Linked DNA regions of Homo sapiens: region 1 is linked to region 2. Evidence: chromatin loops called from intact Hi-C (ENCODE). Cell type or tissue: mammary epithelial cell. All regions are shown on one strand.

Region 1 (5,000 bases), 59 kb before region 2:
GACATGTGTGGTTTTCCAGGGTGACACTGACCTTTATCCATATAAGAACCTACTCAGAAAAAGCCGCTGCCTCTCCTCGGCTCCACCAGGGGTCCATGTCCCCATACCCAGAGGTCCCACTGTTTGGCCTTGTGGCTGCTCCTCCTCTCCCCTCCCACCTCTTCCTGCCCTGCTCCTTCACATGGATCCATGGGAACTACTGGGTCCTCTCTACACTTCTGGGGCTCAGGGGACTGGAATGGGATAGGGGCTGCTCCATCTTCTTCCAGACTTCCTATAGTCTCTTCAAGCCCTGCAGTAGGCCAAGAAGATGGGTAAACTCTTTCCCTTTCCAGGCAGGGCCTACTCTAGTCAGTCTCCTGATTACAAAAGTCTCCGGAACCAAGGTGGACACCGGCTGCTATGTTCACCAACACCCCTGAGCTGCAGGGAGCACTCACCAGCCATCTCACTGCGCTCAGCGAGTGGCCTGCTGCAGTCTGAAATACAAGTTTCCCTTCTGGAGAAAGTCTCTTGAACCCTCTATCACTTGGCTTTGCAGGTTGAAGGATACCATCCTCCCTTTTCCTCACAGAAAAGAGCAGGGGAGCCACCTACACCAAGGGGCCTCTCATGACTCCCCAACTCTCTCGGCATTTTCCTTATATAAATCAGGGAGGGTGCTTACAGCATGACCAGTTCTGGGGCTTAGAGTGAGAGACAGTGGGTTTGAAGCAGATTTCTGATCTAACAGGTTGACATTATTATGTCATTTAATTCCCAATTCAACCATAAAGGAATATTAAGTATAAAAGTCTCAATATCCTCACTTTATAATTTTAAAAGACAGATTGTTATCCATCTAACATTTTTAAGGTTTGGATAACGATCATTCTGTTATCTAATGCACTTTGTTAGGGGGTGGAGGGAGAAGGCTGTTGGATTATGCCATTGTATAAATACTAAAATATAGTTATCTGGGTCAAGATTAGATGAGTCACATAAGGCCATCCCAAGCAGCAATAAACTACAATAGATCAGGACTGGGGGTAAAGGGGACACCCTGGGATTACAGTTCCCCTTTCTGTGCAAGTCGAGTCTATCTCCTGGGCCACCAGTCACCCCAGCCCAAAGCAGATGTCCAGAAGCCACCGTCCAGTTCCAGGCCAGGGGCAGTTTTGTTAAATGCCTATCACGCTTTAGTTTACCCATCTGGCCCATGACAACAAGTCTACCAATACTTCAGAATCATAATATTGGAACATGACTAAACAGTCTATATTGAGAGCCTTTAAAACATGGCCATAACAATTAAAGTTCTTTTCATTTTATTATCAAGCAAAATTTTAAAAGCTAATATTAAAAGCTTCATTTACTTTATGTGGGAAACAAACGCTCACAATGAAATATATTAGTTCCCTACAGAATGAATCATAAGTAATTACATAGGAATAGCTCATGGAAATCGACTGCCACAATCTATTGGATATATAGAGATTGAAAGCAAACTTTGGAAAACAGCCCTTTAAACATAACTATTCCATTTTAAAAAGATTCAGGTGTTCCTTATTTAGGTATAGCATATGCAACTGATGACATTAATGTAGTTTTGTTCACACTTGCCAATAAATAGCAATATTCCAAAAACTAGAGCTGAATTTCTAAGACTCATTCACCATAATCAATCATTTGTTGCTTTTCCCTCTTCCCTCTTTTACTTATTACAAGTTGTTAATTTGCAAAAAAAAAAACACAAAACAAAACAAACAAACAAACAAAAAACAGGCACTAACCACCAACCAATATGGATGCCTCATGGAAAGGGATTATGTTTTATGGTTTATTCAAAATGTAGACTCTCCACTATTTTCCAGAGAAGAAACAAACTGAGGTAATAATGGCTCAATATTATGAACACTCTTAACTTATTAAAGTCTTTAAAATGAAAATGCTGTGGTCCAACAGACTGCATTATCTACTGCTTGAATCTTAGAACTTACTTCTGCATAGAAATCATGCCACATATGGCTGGATAACCAGGCCAGCCCCAGGGAACCCCAAAGGCAAGTAGCACTACTGAATATCACCACCAGGGGGAACACTTTCATATGCAAATACACCCAGGCCCCTAGCAGAAACCGCTTCCCATATTTACAAAGAAAGCAGGTTCCTCCTCCCTGTCAGTGCTTACGAAAATCCCATCACCAGACCAGCGATGGGGACTCGGATGCAAACATGGTGCAGGGGAAGGCAGAGAAGAGACAGGGACTGGGCCATACATGCAAACCACTGGCCAGCTCCCCGTCCGGGTGGGCATCCCCGCATGTTATCTTTACACTGCTGCTCCTGCCCAGAGTTTCTCTCACACCCTGCAAGACAGAAGGCACTTCCACAGCCTTTCTCCTTCCTTCCTGGTGCTAAGGGACAAAATGCCCTTGTTAGACTTTGCCTCCACCCCATGCCTCATTTACAATCTGTAATAAAAGGAAGAGACAAAGGAGCAAAAGTGCTCTTCTCCCCTGTGACTCCCATCACTGCCACACTCCGGCTCCCATTGTTCACTAAGCCCTTATGCACCGGGCACCTTGCCAGACAGGGGACACGAAGATGAGGAAGAGGAGACCCTGCCCTCATGGAGCTTCATCAAACAAGAGAGACAGATCAAATGAAAATGATCTGTCAGTTGATATCTGTCAATATGAAAAAAGCAGGCAGGAACTACTCTAACAGGCTAGCACAGCGGCTAAGAGCACAGGCTCGAGTCTTGCTGCTCCACTTACTAGTTGTGTGGCAGGGCAAGACATTTCACTTCTGTAAGTCTCCATACCTTCATCAATAATGGGATAGTAATAATTGTGCCCAACAGGGTTACTGTAAGGATTAAAGAAAATAAAAGCTCTCAGTATAATGCTTGACACAGAGCAAGCATTTACTAAATTATTGTTATGAATTATTCAGGTCATTGTTATAAAAGAGGTAGAAAAAACAACTTTCAGAGTGGTGTCAAGGACTAAGCAAACTGAATGTTTGGTGGTGTCTATGGGGGCTGTATTTTAAACTCAATCTTGAAGAATGACTAAGAGTCTGTCAGAGAAGGGAAGGAAGGGCATTTTAGCAAAGGCCTGGGCTGGGGGCATTCACATGATAAGGAAAGATGCCTTCCTGGAGTCAGACTCCAAGGCCAACTGGGCTGGGGCAGCTAAGTCCAGAGAAGGACCTCAGGAGTCTGCCCTTAATCCTGTACCCAGGACGGGGCGGGTGAGAGGCACATGCTCAGATTTGTTCCTGACATGTAACTTCAAGAGCAGTGCTACATATTTTGCTTATCTATCCAGAAGACTGACTGCATACAGATGAGATAGGGCGTGGGGGGCCAAGTGGGAGGGAGCTCCAGGAGGTGCCTCCAGACATGGACCAGGGACAAGAGGACAGCTTAAAGAAAGGTTGTGGGAATTGAGTGCAACATTTCGGGTCTCAGCTTAGATGTCACTTGGCTGGGTAGCCTTTCCTATCTTGGCAGTTCTGGGTGACGTACCATTTTCCTAAGGGATCTTACAGCACCAAGACATCTTGAATCAGAGCTCTTAACACCTGTATCTATAGATTAGCTGAACAAATTCATTAAGGCCGACAGTGAGCCAGGCCCTTGCTTGGCATGGGGAATATAGCACTGAAGGCAGGGAAGAGTGTCTGTCCTCAAGCACTGCTCTAGAGCTAACCTGCTGGCAGGGGATACAGGCAAACAAACAAACAAACAAATATAGAAATTCACATGGTGCTAAGTGCTATAAAGAACAAAACAAAGTTAGAGGGTAAAGAGACAGATCATAGTGGAAGGGGGGTACCATAGGACAATCAGGGACAGCCTCTGAAGAGGGTCATATCTGACCAGACAGCAGGCTGCAATGAGGGAGCAAGGCAGGTGGAGACCTGGGAAAAGAGCAAGGACAGCATCCCCTAGGGTGAGGCACATCTGCAGCCTAGCCAGGATACCACTGTGGCTGGAACAGAGCAAGCAGGGAGGAGGATAAAAGACATAAGGTTGAAACCAGGCAAGGACCACACTGTGTATGGCCTCGTACTTTTATTAGAAGTAAAATGGGGCCAGGCCTGGTGGCTCACACCTGTCCAGCCCTTTGAGAGGCCGGGGCAGGAGGATTCCTAAAGTCCAGAAGTTTGAGACCGGTGTGGGTAACATAAGGAGATCCTGCCTCTATAAAAAACACCAAAAAATTAACCAGGTACACACCTGTGGTACCAGCTACTCAGGAGGCTGAGGTGGGAGGATCACCTGAGCCCAGGGAGGTTGAGAGGCTGCTGTGAGCCATGATCATGCCACTGTACTCAGCCTGGGTGACAGAGCTGTCTCAAAAACAAACTAAAAAAATTACTTAAAAAAAGAAGTGGAATGCCAAAGGAGGGTTAAGAAGAGTGAAAGGATCTGGGCAGGGTGCGGTGGCTCACACCTGTAATCCCAGCACTTTGGGAGGCTGAGGCAGGTGGATCACGAGGTCAGGAGATCAAGACCATCCTGGCCAACATGGTGAAACCCCATCTCTACTAAAAATACAAAAAATTAGCTGGGCGTGGTGGCATGTGCCTGTAGTCCCAGCTACTCAAGAGGCTGAGGCAGGAGAATCACTTGAACCCGGGAGGCGGAGGTTGCAGTGAGCCAAGATCGTGCCACTGCACTCCAGCCTGGGTGACAGAGCGAGACTCTGTCTCCAAAAAAAAAAAAAAAAAAAAAAAAAAGAAGAGTGTCAGTGTCAGGATCTGATTCAGGTTAAACTAAGATCATTCTGGCTGACATATGGAAAATAAGCTACAGGCAGCGAAGGCACAGAAACAGGAAAGTCAGAAGGCTACCTCAGTATTCTGATGAGAAGTAGTGGCAGCCAGCACTAAGCTGTTAACACGAGTGGTAAAAATGGTCAGGTTTCATACCACATCCAATTCATCAGCAAGTTCTGCCAGCTCTACCTTCAGAATATACAGGCAGTAGTATATATTCACCACAACTT
Region 2 (5,000 bases):
TTGAACAACCCAAAGTGTATTCACATTTGATTCTGGATTACCTTAGAGGGGGAATATAAACATATTCAAAATAAGAACCATTAGTTCTTATAGGGCACCCCAAGGGGAGACTTCTTAATCTAATCTATTCCTGCTTCATGAGGAGGGGACTACAGGCTCAACTCAGACATCCCAGCCAGGGACACACAGTGAGTGGCCCGTGGGCTAGAACACACAGCCAGCATGCGGGCCAGAGAAGCCTGTCGTGTTTTTTTTATTTATTTTTAATTTTTTTTGAGACAGAGTTTGTTGCCCAGGCTGGAGTGCAGTGCTGTGATCTCAGCTCACTGCAACCTCCACCTCCTGGGTACAAGTGATTCTCCTGCCTCAGCCTCCCCAGTAGCTGCGATTACAGGCACCCACCACCACGCCCAGCCAATTTTTTTTTTTTTTTGAGCAGGTGTCTCGCTCTGTAGCCCAGGCTGGAGTGCAGTGGAGCGATCTCGGCTCACTGCAGCCTCTGCCTCCCACATTCAAGCGATTCTCCTGTCTCAGCCTCCCGAGTAGGTAGGATGACAGGTGCCCGCCACCACACCCTACAGGCGCCCACCACCACGTCCGGCTAATTTTTGTATTTTTAGTAGACATGGGGTTTCACCATATTGGCCAGGCTGGTCTCGAACTCCTGACCTTGTGATTCGCCCGCCTCGGCCTCCCAAAGTGCTGGGATTACAGGTGTGAGCCACTGCGCCCGGCCTTGTATTTTTAGTAGAGACAGGGTTTCACCATGTTGGCCAGGCTAGGCTCGAACTCCTGACCTCAGGTGATCCACCAGCCTCGGCCTCTCAAAGTGCTGGGATTACAGGCTTGAGCCACCCGCGCCTGGCCTGCAGTGTCTTTAGGTGGCTTACCTCCCGCAGCTCCAGCCTCTGGGCCACGGCCTCGAGGCTTTCCTGGCCAGTGCTCTCCACGGACAGGGTGAACTCCACAAACTCGTTATTAAGCAGTTGGATCCGGGCAACCAGGCAACTCTTGCTGGACACCGTGTAGCGCCGGGTGCGTTTCAGTTTCAACCCAAATGGCAGTGGCATCTTCTTCTTTCTTCAAGAATGGAGGAGCAAAGAGGGAAAAGCTACCCCCACCAACCCAGCGCTGGTGACGCCAGGAGAAAGCGATCCTCTCCGGATGGGACGAACACTGTCCGGCCTCCAGCTGCTCACCCAGCAGCCGCTGCCGCCATTAAAAAGCAACGGAGTCTCCAATGGCCCGAGGAAGGGAGCATTGACGCCAGCGCTGGGGAAAGAGGAACGCCGTTAGTTAAGCAAACGTAACGCTGGGCTTTGCTTGTATAAAGAAAAGCCAGTCAAGCTGTGGCCAAAGAACAAGCCGTCCCTCTCCACTGGAAAAAAGGCACTAACAGGACCCGGAAGGCAGGGTGGAATTTTATCTCAGAGTTGTGCTAGGCTCAGGGTCAGACTCCACCCTTCACTGTATCCTACAAATAGGGATAGCAAACTGGGCCATCCTCAGGATTAAATGAGATAATAGCCAGCACTACTATAATCCCAAATTTTGTAGTTAGTAATTGTGATCCTCTTCCTATTTTGGATAAGGTGTTGTTTTTTCATAGGTAACTCTTTCAGGTTGTAATACTCCAAATGTCAGAGTTCTTTAGTCCTTAAGTGAGAAAAGTGCCAAATGGCCCCAAAAGAGCTAGGTTTCAGTCCCAATCCCTTTAGAAAATTAACCCTGAAGGCAAATGGGAGGAATAATCCCCACTAAGAAAGGCAGGTGTGTGATTCAAACCCGGTGAGGTGCCTAACAAGCGCTTGTGGAAGTATTTACGTCATCAAATTGATTTACTGATAAACATCATAAAAGACCCTACAAATGCTCGTTATCCATTTACCACTAGAAGAGTGGCAGTTCTGAAAATCCAGACCCCGGCCCCTCTCCAGGGTGGGGACGCCCAAACAGGCCTTCACCTAAGCGGAGCCGCGGCCCAGAAGGGGAGGCGGGCGAGGTCTTCCACGCCATCCTGAGTTAATGAGCGGCCGGAGGCAACAAACCCAAGAAGCCCACGGGGCCTTGGAGCACTCAGGCCCCGGCTTCTCCCGCGTCCTCCCCTTGGGAAGAGCACGCGGCGTTGCCAGGCCAACCAGTAGACTCGGAGGCCCCGGAACCCTCTTTCTGCAGCCGCGTTTCTGGACGGACGCGCTCTAAAAGGACCGGTCCCTCGGCTCCCGAAGGGAACATTTAAAGGGACCAGCGCGTGCCCTACTGGCGGTGGAGAGGTTGGGCGGGCCCCATAGGATGCCCGCTTTGGAGCCACAGGACCTCAAAATACGCTCCTTACAACGTGTTTTATAGAGCGAAGTCTCGCTATGCCACCCAGGCTGGAGTGCAGTGGCGCCATCGTAGCTCACCGCAGCCTCGAACACCTGGGCTCAAGCGATCCTCCCGCCTCAACCTCCCGAGTAGCTGGGACCACAGGTGCGCGCCACCAAGCCGGGCTCTAACAGTTTTTAACCAGACCTGTTGATGGTTTCTGGGGCGAGCACTAGCTGGGGATTTTTATATCAGCTGGATTAGTTTTTTCCCCCTAAACGAGTCTACAAAATCCCGGACATTTCCAGGGTCCTGAGACGGTTCCCTACCTTCCTTCTGCGCAGAGATTGCCTGTTGGGGATGAATCGCTTAGCGAGACCCAGCCATAGCTGGCTACGCTGAGTTCCGGCCCGGGACCGCGCGGAGAGGCAAGATCTATTCCCGACCCTCTCATCTGGCAGACAGAACCCAGGCTTCAGGAAGAGAAGCGGCTTTCGCAGTTTCACGCTAGGACGGGCTGAGCTGGGAATCGATCCCAAATTCCACAGTCCCAGTCCTCTCCTGGGTCCTGCTCTCCTGACTGCGTCTCAGGCCCAGAGGTGATGGGGCACTTAGGGTTAGGGAATGGCAGACCTGGAGAAAAGGGTTCCGCTACTACCCTCGGCTTTGCCAAACTTAACATTTTGAAATTCCATTCCACAAATGTGTATTGCGTCTCTGGGAACAAGACAGCGTAATGAGCATCGTGAGAAATCTAAGACGAATCCCTAAACCGTCGCTGTCTTTAAAGAGATTACAACCATGCTATAATTACATACAGAGCTGTATCTCTAATAAGGACCCAACCACGGTTTTATCTGGCTAGTTTTTTTGTTTGTTTTGAGCTCTGGTTATTTCCCATAGCCAGGAAAATCAAAATATTAAAAACAAGGGATAGGGGAAGGCCAGAAGAAAAAAACAACGCTGCAACTACCTAAAGCACTGTGTTAATTAACCGCATTTGCTGAGTGCCTTCTGTAGGTAAAAGCACCATACTATGGAGGGAAACAGAAAATAAGTATTAAAAGATATGGTTTCCACTTCCAGTAGTTTTCAATGCTCTTTGCTGTTTCAGGGGTATAAACTAAATAAGTAAAGCAAGATGGAAAAAAATTAGCAAATGACAACTTTAAATAATAAGCTTTTAACTAGAAAATTGATAAACCAAGAGTAAATATTTAAGGATTATAAATATGCATACTAAACACCCTTTCATGAGATCAGATGGTGGGTTTCAATTTTACATAAAAATTATGGTAACTGGAAACCGGGCGGATTAAGTAGTGTAGATGAACAGACAAGATATTGCATATGTGTAGAGGAAAGATAAATATTTGTATTAGGTGCCATTCAAATATGGTAGTCTTTTCACTACATAGAACTATGCCTTGAAAGCAATAGATACTACACTGTATAACTTAATTATTAACTTAAGCTCTGATTAAGCAAACTCAGTAAAACTTTCAATTGTCCCTCAGACTTGAAATGTATTACTGCATCAGGGATAAAGGAAAAGTCAAAATTATCTCTTATTTTGGTAGATGAAATTGAAAAAGTTGCAGTGTGTGTGTACATGGTGCATCCCCCCAAGATCTATCCATAAGAATGGCTTGCTTTTTGCTTATTTATATAAAACCCACTATGTTAAAACAATGATTTTGTTTAATAATTTACAAATTTATCAATGATTTATACATCTTAATTTTCAGTAATATGCAGTATTTGTTGCCAAATGGTGTAATACAATTATGAATGTCTGAAGATAATAAAACCAAGATGAGTAGAAATTTAAGAGTTCTTTGGGGAGGTCTGTTTCAGGTATAAAATAATATGCAATAATATGAAAGTGATTGGGTCTGGAATTATAATTTACTAAAGTAAACATAATTTATAAATAGCTATTAAAGGAAAACTAGGATATAATTTTTTCTCTACAAAATCTTTCCGTTTTGTGGTAAGTAAACAGATACATACTAGATTCTGCTTCAGTACAAGTTTACAAAAGGCAGTCTGAACTATTTGTGAATTCATTTTAATTTTCCCTCTCTACAACCCTTTCCAAAAGTTCCTCAAATACACTTTACCTCTCAATCTTACAGCGTTTCCCCTTTCCTATTAAGGTCCTTACCACATGTAATTTTGCCAAAGTTGCTTTAAAATAAAATAAGCACTAAAAGGAGAGAGTATGTGACATTTTTAGAGTAATATCTATAGCTATAGCATTAAACCCATGTTTCTCACGGAGAAAACATCTGTGCGTAGATGCTCCAGAATAAAATGCCCTAGAAACGAAACGGACTATATTCAGAGTAAAATTACTGTCGTGTCCCAAACTTAAAAAAATAAATAAACTGTCAGCAACTATTAGGCATACAGCAGTTGTCACTTGGAGCACACGAATGTTCTGAATGTGTTTGTGAGCATACGCTATTAGTATAAGGCTTTCTCAGCAAAAAAGAAAATAGGACGAGCATGCCAAGAGCGGCCAATCTAATCAGGATTTGCAGAAATCACAAGTCGGAATTTGCAGATCCAAGAATTCTTGTTTCCAGAGTAAATACTCTACTCCAAAAACAAACCCAGGCGTTACCAAACAGTCCTTCCCTGCGCCCCTTCTCGCCAAAGTTATCTGGCGAATTTCACGTTTATATATT

The links. Peaks named below come from ENCODE experiments on the same cell type or tissue, not always from the same donor. Only the 100,000 strongest peaks of a DNase experiment are listed, where the experiment ranks them.
Region 1: a loop joins it to region 2, with 6 times the contacts of the local background. A loop is called at or near these places in 91 of 110 quality-filtered maps.

The regions. Positions count from the first base shown.
Region 1 is chr14:88,490,309-88,495,308 of GRCh38, forward strand. The region is part of intron 10 of PTPN21 (protein tyrosine phosphatase non-receptor type 21); the gene reads right to left. Among named protein-coding and RNA genes, the nearest start is that of PTPN21, 62 kb to the right of the region's middle. RefSeq lists an enhancer at 2,135-2,324. In mammary epithelial cell, a CTCF peak has its summit at 2,080 (motif pointing right); no DNase peak of the experiment used is centred here.
Region 2 is chr14:88,549,348-88,554,347 of GRCh38, forward strand. It overlaps PTPN21 (protein tyrosine phosphatase non-receptor type 21), which reads right to left. Exons shown (of 19, transcript NM_007039.4): 2 at 891-1,272. The coding sequence starts at 1,070. Among named protein-coding and RNA genes, the nearest start is that of PTPN21, 3.2 kb to the right of the region's middle. RefSeq lists an enhancer at 1-781. In mammary epithelial cell, a CTCF peak has its summit at 2,230; a DNase peak (open chromatin) is centred at 2,204; H3K4me3 peaks cover 2,356 bases; H3K27ac peaks cover 1,938 bases.